Linked DNA regions of Homo sapiens: all the other regions are linked to region 2. A link is a contact called in ENCODE Hi-C data. All regions are on one chromosome and are shown on one strand. Each heading gives the region's core, a stretch centred on a gene start or an enhancer-like site at or near the end of the contact. The rest is flanking DNA. Distances are from core to core; before and after follow the strand shown.

Region 1 (2,860 bases), core at 9-2,508, 450 kb after region 2:
TTCCCCAATAGTTTGTTTTACAGTAAATGCTTCAACTAAAGAATCCAATTATTAACCCATTCACACTGTTTCAGTTTGCAGATAACCATTTGCCCAGCACAAAAATCTTTATATTGTTCTCAGAAATTGATTCTTGACTCTACACAGCAAATCCTTCGTCTTTATTGTTTTGACCCATTACAAATGCTTTCCACTATGATGGACTTATATTCTCCTTTTCTCCTCTAGCACTTACTTTCTTTTTTCCCCAGGAGTCCAAGTCTTGGCAACCTTTGAAAAAATCCCATTTGAGAGACCTTTCAGGAGGCCAAATGCTAATTTTACCAGCAACAGCTTCACATCACAGTACTGGAATGCGGTCAGCCACCGGGCCCCTGCCATTATCTATGACTGCTATCTGCGGCTCACTGGAAGGAAGCCCAGGTGAGAAGCTGAGTCAATGGCTTTGAGAGTGTCACTGCATGGGAGATTAAGGCCCCAAAATCTTTAGTGCTTCCTTCAGCCGAGGATTAAAGGAGACAACTGAATCTTACCCATATATACAGATTGAACACACCTAATCTGAAAATCCAAAATCTGAAATTCTCCAAAATCCAAAACGTTTTGAGTGCTGACATGATGCCACAAGTGGAAAATTCCACATACCTTACCTCATGTGATGGGTCACAGTCAAAAGACATTCAAAACTGTTTCATACATAAAATTATTTAAAATATTATGTAAGATTACCTTCAGGCTCTGTGTATATGGCTAAGTGTGTATGAAACAGAAATGAATTTTGTGTTTAGACATGGGTCCCATCCCCAAGATAGCTCATTACATATATGCAAATATTCCAAAATCTGAAAACAATCAAAACCCAAAACACTTCTGGCCCAAGTATTTCACATAAAGGATACTCGACCTGTATAAGTTTTGAACAAAGCAGTCATAGTGAGAAGCCACAAAAGACATTAAAAATGTTCCAGCACAATAAAGGAAGGTAAATGTTAAAGAGGTTGATGAATTCAGCAAGTAATCATTCATGCGAAAAGAAAAGCAATTGAGACTCTGTCACTAGGGTTTTCTGAATAGGTAGATAATCTTAAATATACAATAATGATGACAACCTCACTTACTGAGAGTTTACTGTGGCACTCGTGGGGCTAAGGCTGATGCATGATGATCCCATTTTCATTGTCACAGCTACCCAAGGAAGATGTCCTCATCATCCCAATTTTACAAATGGGGAAATAGAAGCTAAGGAAAGAATCTGAATTAGTCTCAAAGGAAGTGACAGGAAGGATGTGGAGAAAGCCGAGTCTCAAAGTCAGTATTCGGAACCAGATTTACTGCCACCTAGAGATGAGTGAAGAAATTAGAGGGAACACAGTGTGCTGATGCTAAGGCAGCTGTCACCACCTAGCTGTGTGACACAGGACATACGCCTTTATCTGTCTCGCTTGAATAATATTATGTGTCAGAGGAGTCATTGTTATAATTGCCTAAGGCAATTCTCGTGATCAAGAATCAGAAGTATGAACAGTATTGCCTTCTGTGCTAGCCCCTTTATAAGGGAGGAAGTCTTCTTCAGCGTGTTTGTCATCTTTATTAGCAGTGCAAATGACTAAAACTTAGCCAATGTAGAGTTTATCTAAATTTTTAAAGACCTCATTTGGAGCTCATAACTCAGTTCTTGAGCAAGGTGAAAAGGAAACATTGTGATTATGGGGAAAATATTTGTATGGGGCTTATTAAATAAAGACAGGAAAAGAAGAAAACCCAAATATTGTAGGCAGAAATGCTAAAGGTTTTAAAATATATCAGGATTGGAAGAGGGCCTGCATAAAGAACAAAGTTCAGTTAGGAAAAAAGAGAAACACAGAAGGAAGAGACACAATAAAAATCTATATGTATCTTGTGAGAAGTCAAACAGTAATATTTGTGGGAAATGGGTTGGTTTGTTGTGTGGTATGTATTTTAGCAATAATCTTTATGGCAGAAAAAGCTGAAATCCTTCTAGACCCTTTCCTGCTCCAGGTGTGCTTGTGTATACTCTCCTATGCTTTTACATCCATATATGGACGTACATAGTTTGCTTTGCAGTAGGGGGGTATGTGTGTATATAAATCAATTGTACATATTTTACAACTTTTTCCACTAATTTTCCATGAAAATCTAAGTCATTCTGCCCGGTGTTGTCTTTTTTTTCTACTGCAAATAGGGCAATGAATATCAGTGTGCATGCCTCTTTGTAGAATGTGCCTGTGTCAGGAGAGGATGCTGAGGAGGGAGACTGCTGGATTGAAGAGTATGTGGAGTTTGTGACTAGTGCCAGGTGACCCTCCCTAAGGAAGAGACTGTCAATTGGCACTACCACAACAGTGTATGAAGGGTACAAAAGTCTTTTTTTTTTCTTTTTCTTTTTTCTTTTTTTTTTGAGATGGAGTCTTGCTTTGTCACCTAGGCTAGAGTGCAGTGGCGAGATCTCAGCGCACTGCAACCTCTGCCTCCTGGGTTCAAGCGATTCTCCTGCCTCAGCCTCTCGAGTAGCTGGGATTACAGGCGCCCGCCACTGTGCCTGGCTAATTTTTGTATTTTTAGCAGAGATGGGGTTTCACGATCTTGACCAGGCTGGTCTCGAACTCCTGACCTCAAGCAAGTCACCCGCCTCGGCCTCCCAAAGTGCTGGGATTACAGGCATGAGCCACCGCGCCCGGCCAAGGGGTACAAAACAGTATGTCTTACCCTCTTAATGGGGGTAAGAATACTTTGTAAAAATCAACTTCTGAATTGTCAAACTCATAAGGAATGACATCTTTTTGTTTTTTTGATTTGCATTCATGATTGCTGGAGGGGCTGGACTTTCATTCATTTATTG
Region 2 (2,855 bases), core at 133-2,632:
GATATCAGCAGGACTGGTTGTTTCTGAGGGCACTGAGGGAGAATCTGTTCCACACCTGTCTCCTGGCTTTTGGTAGCATCAGGCATTCGTTGGCTTGTAGATGGCATTCTCTCTGCATTTTCACATTATCTTCCCTCTATATATATCTGTCTCCATGTCCAAATTTCTCCTTTTTATAAAGACACCAGTCATATTGGATTAGGCCCACCCTAATGCTCTCATTTTAACTTGATTACCCATATAAAGACCCTGTTTCCACATAAGGTCACATTCTGAACTACTGGGCACTTCAACGTATCTTTGGGAAAGATAATTCAACCCACAGCAATCACCAAGAAAGTGAAGTGACATGCAGACTTAGAAGCAAACCTAATAAATCTGCATTCTTTAAATAAAAGCCTTGTGGCTCTTCCTCCTCACACAGCTTCAGTCCTTAGACTGACTTGTGCCCGACTTAAATAAGGACTGTGTGTGAACAGAATTTTCTACCTCCTGAGGCTCTGAATATATTTCAAGATAGAACCATGAATTTGTGTATTCATTCCAGGCCAGGTCTGGGGCAATAATTCTAAATCACAGTGCCAAATCTGTTATTAGTTAACTTGTTTTCCAAGCTACTTTTTTATGAGTCTTCATTTTTTGATCTGTCAAATGGGCATGAGTATGTATGTCTTAACTATCCCACTAGAATATATAAACTCTGCAAGTATAGGGATGTTAGTGTATTTTGCTCACTAAAATATTCCAAAGCAGCCAGAACAATGTTGGCACATAGTAGGCAATTAATATGTATTAAATTCATAAATGAATAAATAGGCTTGCTACATGCATTAAGTTTATATTATGCATGAAAAGATCTAAAAGTTAAAATGTTCTGGCCAGGCGCAGTGGCTCATGCCTGTAATCCCAGCACTTTGGGAAGCTGAGGCCGATGGATCATCTGAGGTCAGGAGTTTGAGACCAGCCTGGCCAACATGGTGAAACCCCATCTCTACTAAAAATACAAAAATTAGTAAGGTGTGGTGGCACGCACCTGTAATCCTAGCTACTCAGGAGGCTGAGGCAGAAGAATAGCTTGAACCTGGGTAGCGGAGGTTGCAGTGAGCTGAGATTGCGCCATTGCACTCCAGCCTGGGTGACAGAGCAAGACTCTGTCAAAAAAAAAAAAAAAAAAATTAAATGTTCTGTAATGGAGAGAGTTTGCAGTAGAGAGGAAGAGGTGTGCTGAGGAAGTTAGAAGATGAAGTGTCTGGCCTCAGCACTGCTGACTCACTGTATGGTCTATCCTTAACTGTAAAGTAAGGGAGATAATTTCTAAAGTCTCTTTCACTCTAAAATTCTGAACTTATATTTTTATGACAGGAAATGCAGTGATAATGTGTGTTTCTAAGTCCCATGTAATAGAGGCAAACCCTCTGGTACATACTATACCTACTTTTTGTTCTCAGGCTTTCTTAGGGTCTATGACTAATTTGAACTCCTTCCTTTGTACACAGACTGAACTTGAGCCACACCCTTGAAACCAGTTGAAATGGAACCCATTCTCAAGTGTTTGGGCTGGAACCATGGAAAGAGAGCAGATGCAATGGTCAGACTTTCTCTCATGTGTATTCTTCTCCAGACTTGGTACAAAATTGAAAAGGAAGTTTCATGTGCAGAAAACTACCAGGAATGAAAAGTAGTGGGTTTGGATGACTTTCCCAGAGTGGTGGGAATTTGGAATTCTTATAATGCAAATCAATACTAAGTCCGTTTAGAATCAGACAAACAAAGTGATGATTATTTTACGTTTTTGGGCCCAGAGCAAATCTGCTTCCAGCTAGTCTAGTACCTATTAACATTTATAAAGTTCTTTCTAGTAAAGGACAAGTCTTTGGGGAATAGCTCATGCCTAGCTATTTCGTGCCTTTTCACACTTGGCATAAAACAGATCTACAAATCCAGGTTTTGATGTGGAAATTCTTCCTTGTTATAAGAATTCTGATTCTTGAAATCCTCCCTTTCCCACCCCACTCTCATCTCCTAAAACTACCTGGTGGTGAAAGAAGTCAGTGGGGAATCATTTCTTAAGCATTATGATTGGCCTGCAAGAAAAATCTACTCTGCTGGTTTTATGACCCAGATGGAGGCTCAGACCCTCTCTACCAGGGATGGCAATTCTCATTGACTCCAGACATGCATGCGCTGTCTATCCAGGGCATGTTGTGGGTATCTTCAGTACCTCTCTTCTCCGGGTTTCTAATAACTTTAACTGTTCAATTTCCGCTCCCTTTGCTATCCTATAAAAAATGCAACCCCTTAAAGTGAGGAAGCTGCCTCAGCCAGGAATCACTCAGCTCACACGTACCAATATGTTGCCTACGGAGTTCAATGAGAAGTATGTTTCTTACTCCTTGGATGAATAGCTAGACCTAAAAATCCTATTGGCCCCAAAATATCATGGTATCTTTTGGAATATAAACTCTTTAAGCAATCCTGATATGATTTCTTGATAGTGACCACTTCCTTGTCCAGAGGAGTGTGTATATGGCAGCAATTGTACTAGGTTCTGGGATATAAAGGTAAATGCCACATGAATTTGCCCTCAGAAACTTCACATTCCAGATGGAGAAACAGATAGGTAAACAACCACCTGCAACACAGTGTGAGCTATAGAGATGATAGATAGATATTAGATAGATAATAGAGATAGATATAGATAGGTAGATGATAGAAAGAAAGAATGGACAGGCACATTGTTTAGGGGAAGATTTGTTTCATGTAGGGGTTCCTGGGTGGTTGGTTCACAAAGGGTCATATCTGATCTGGGCTTTGAAGAGTAGGAAGGAAATAATATTCCTGGCAGAAAGAGAACA
Region 3 (3,093 bases), core at 291-2,790, 300 kb before region 2:
CAGAGCACTTTCACATCCCTTCACATTTAATCCTTGGATCACATCTGGTGTTATTCAGGCACAACTGGAAGGCCACGTGCTGGTGGACCACATCTGGAATAGCCTATGTTGAGAGACACATCTGGCACTCTTCCCCCATCACCTTCCTTCTTTTCTCTTCAGAGAACTTGGGACACGGAGTCAAGACACCTTGCTTTCAAGCCCAGGTCTTCTATTAACTGACCATGGGCTTGTAGGCAAAGTCACACCACTTCTCTGGGTATAATTGCATACTGGGTGATTTCTAAAGCCTCTTCCTGCTCCAAGATACTATTATGCTGTGACAAACTGGAGAAGTAGACAGTGACGATATTGATAGGGAACCTCCTTAAAAATGGAGACCCTGTTATTCAGAGAATTTAATGGCTTCTAATCCAGGATTACACAGATGGTAAGCAGTAACATCTCTGGTTGTTTCATTTAGTGTTTTTTCCACTACATTGCACACATGTGCGTGAGCACAATGTGGATTAACCTTGACCCGCTTAGCTCTAGCTCAGATAACCAGATGCAGATGGAGGAATCCATGCTTTCAGCGAAATTACATTAATTACTTGGACGGTATGTGGCTAAATAAGATTCCACAAACTGACAGCCTGCAGACAGGATTTGTCCTGAAGCCCTGTTTTGTTTGGCCCCTAGCGTGTTTTATTTAAAAAATTGACATGTTGCTATACTTTAAATTTGGGATATTTACATAAAAATCCAAAATTTCAAGTTCTCTTAAAAAGCCAAAAGATTTATGATTGGCTGAAATGGGCTCATCATTATATTGTCCCTTCAGTTAGTGTTTTCAAACTTCCATACTGTTGACATTTTGGGCTGGATAATTCTTTGTTGTGGAGAGGCTGTCCTGTGGATTTTGGGATGTCTAGCAGTATCCCTAGCCTGTGCTCAGCAGATGCCAGTAGCACCTTCTCCTCTGTTGTGACAATCAGTGTGACATTTCCAAATGTCCTTTGGCTGGGGGGCACAAAATTCCCTTATGTTGAGAATGATTGTTGTAGGCATTTGAATAGGAATCCTTGGAAAACAGAAGAGCTGGAGAAGATGTAGTCCAATGCTCTCAGTTTACAGAGAAGGAAACTGAAGCCCAACCGGAGAGGTTAAGTAACTTGCCCACGGTGACACAATTGGAACAATGGTGACAGACCTAGGACTGGAACCCAGGTCCTCTGACACCTTGTGCAGTGCATTTTTCACCTAGATCTGCTTCCAAAGCCCTCACCTGCCAACTGTGTGAGATGACGGGTACATTAATTTGCTAATTTCCCACCCACTTTAATTGCTGATCAGGAAGGCCTGACGGCTGCTTTCACTTCCTTGCAAGTGTGTCCAGAGGCAAGCAGAGCAGCTCCCCATTCCAAGGGAGCATTTCCTGGATATAGGCGGCCCATATTGTTTCACTCAGATTGGAAGGGGTGTTGCATAAACATTTGCCTTATTCTCTGATCCAGTCATTTAAATAAGATTTTTCTCATTCCCAGCCAATTCAGATCATCAGTCTCTTTTGCATTCTTGAATCAACATTTCCTCCAAAGCCGCTAAGAAAGTGTACAGCCAGAAACAAATGTTTGTGTGAAGTCATTTGTCACTCTGCAAATTCCTTAGGAATGTGGTTATACAACAAACAGTTGGATGTTATCATTTATATGCCTAGAATTTGTTTCATTATCTGAAAGCTCATCCTTTTTGATAAAAAAAATTTTAGAAGTATATTAATGATTTATCACAGGAAGTATTTACTTTTCACAATAATAAATTCCTCTGATGTGAGAAAGTACCTACCAGGCTCACTGGACCAGAAGCCCTGAGTGCTTAGGCTTCAGTTTTGGCTCTGTCACTATCCAAACTGATGGCCTAAACAGGGCCATATCTTTCTCAACAGTGTTTTCTGAGCTACCACTGAGATCCCTTGACACTCTCATATTGTATGAGTCATATTCCTGTTTCATCTATTATAGTCCCTGTGAGCTTTCTCCTATAATTGAGTCTTGTTCTACCTGGTTTGACTACTGCATTTTTGATAGAGAAAGCCCAGGAAACACCTATTGTAAAATGTTATTCATTTACCCACTTACAGTGGGACCAGCCCACAGGTTAATTTGAAATTTTTCTAGTTGTCAGTGAAATATCTTAGTTAGAAAGTAACTTTGCCAGACAGTAATTTTAAACTCTGCTTTGTGGGTACAATAGTCCCCTCTTATCCAAGAGGGATATGGTCCAACACTGCTAGTGGGTGCCTGAAATCATGGATTGTAGGAACCCAATCAAACACAGTTCTGTTCACATCCACCCACAAATTTAATACCTTTTCCATCCTAACTAAGCGCTTGTCATGCACTGTGGCCATAATTTTGCAGTTTAAAGGGCAACAGCAAAACTAGCACACATTTTTTTTTTCCTCTCCACAATTTAACAGATAGGTCTGTTTTTACTGTAGGTTTTAGCAACTTCAGCATACAATTCTTTTTTTCTTATTAAGTTGAGAACCTCCTCCTTTTCATGTAAAGAAGACTATGGTTTCTTTTTGGTATATCCAAATTGCCTTGCATCACTACTCTTGTGGTTAGGACCTTTATGAAGTAACATAAGGGTCCCTTGAACACAAGCACTCTGCTATCATGACAACAGATCTGTTAACCAAGAAATCTACTAAGTAAATCACAGGCAGGGAGGGTAGATAGCATGAAGACGCTGGACAAAGAGAGGATTAACCTCCTGGGTAAGATGGGGAGGGAGGGCACACAGTTTAAAACGTATGAATTGTTTATGTCGGAATTTTCCATTTAATATTTTCAGACCACGGTTGACCACAGGTAACTGAAACCACAGGAATGAGATGACAGGTAAGGGGTTACTACTGTATATCCTTCTTGGATGTCCTACTGAGTGTCAGAATCATTTGAGAATGCAATGATGTGGGAATCAACTTCCTCCTGCCTCCCACTCCACTTAGTCCTCCCCTTCAATGTGGTGGACTTTTCATATATTGTGACCTGAAGTTTACAGAGGACTGTTGTGTGACCACTCACTACTGCAAAATCATACTGC

The links. Hi-C counts contacts between places; a loop is a spot of excess contacts on that map. Pooled maps may share reads with other maps.
Region 1: a pooled map shows a loop between it and region 2 (6-fold over the local background). The contact joins the promoter of FAR2-AS1 here to the enhancer-like site in region 2. A Hi-C loop is called at or near these places in 5 of 37 single-sample maps with no recorded cell type and 8 of 50 pooled maps.
Region 3: a loop to region 2 is called in a map of Calu3, with 8 times the contacts of the local background. The contact joins two enhancer-like sites. A Hi-C loop is called at or near these places in 3 of 168 maps with a recorded cell type or tissue (Calu3, IMR-90 and mammary epithelial cell) and 3 of 50 pooled maps.

The regions. Positions count from the first base shown.
Region 1 is chr12:29,316,590-29,319,449 of GRCh38, forward strand. It overlaps FAR2-AS1 (FAR2 antisense RNA 1), which reads right to left and starts at 1,259. Exons shown (of 7, transcript NR_103860.1): 1 at 1,119-1,259. It overlaps FAR2 (fatty acyl-CoA reductase 2), which reads left to right. Exons shown (of 12, transcript NM_001271783.2): 9 at 252-423.
Region 2 is chr12:28,869,814-28,872,668 of GRCh38, forward strand. No RefSeq gene overlaps it. Among named protein-coding and RNA genes, the nearest start is that of FAR2, 280 kb to the right of the region's middle. Within about 2 kb of position 1,383, at least 2 of the 41 ENCODE cell types and tissues checked have a DNase peak (open chromatin) inside an H3K27ac peak, as active enhancers do.
Region 3 is chr12:28,568,376-28,571,468 of GRCh38, forward strand. No RefSeq gene overlaps it. Among named protein-coding and RNA genes, the nearest start is that of CCDC91, 380 kb to the left of the region's middle. Within about 2 kb of position 1,541, at least 7 of the 41 ENCODE cell types and tissues checked have a DNase peak (open chromatin) inside an H3K27ac peak, as active enhancers do.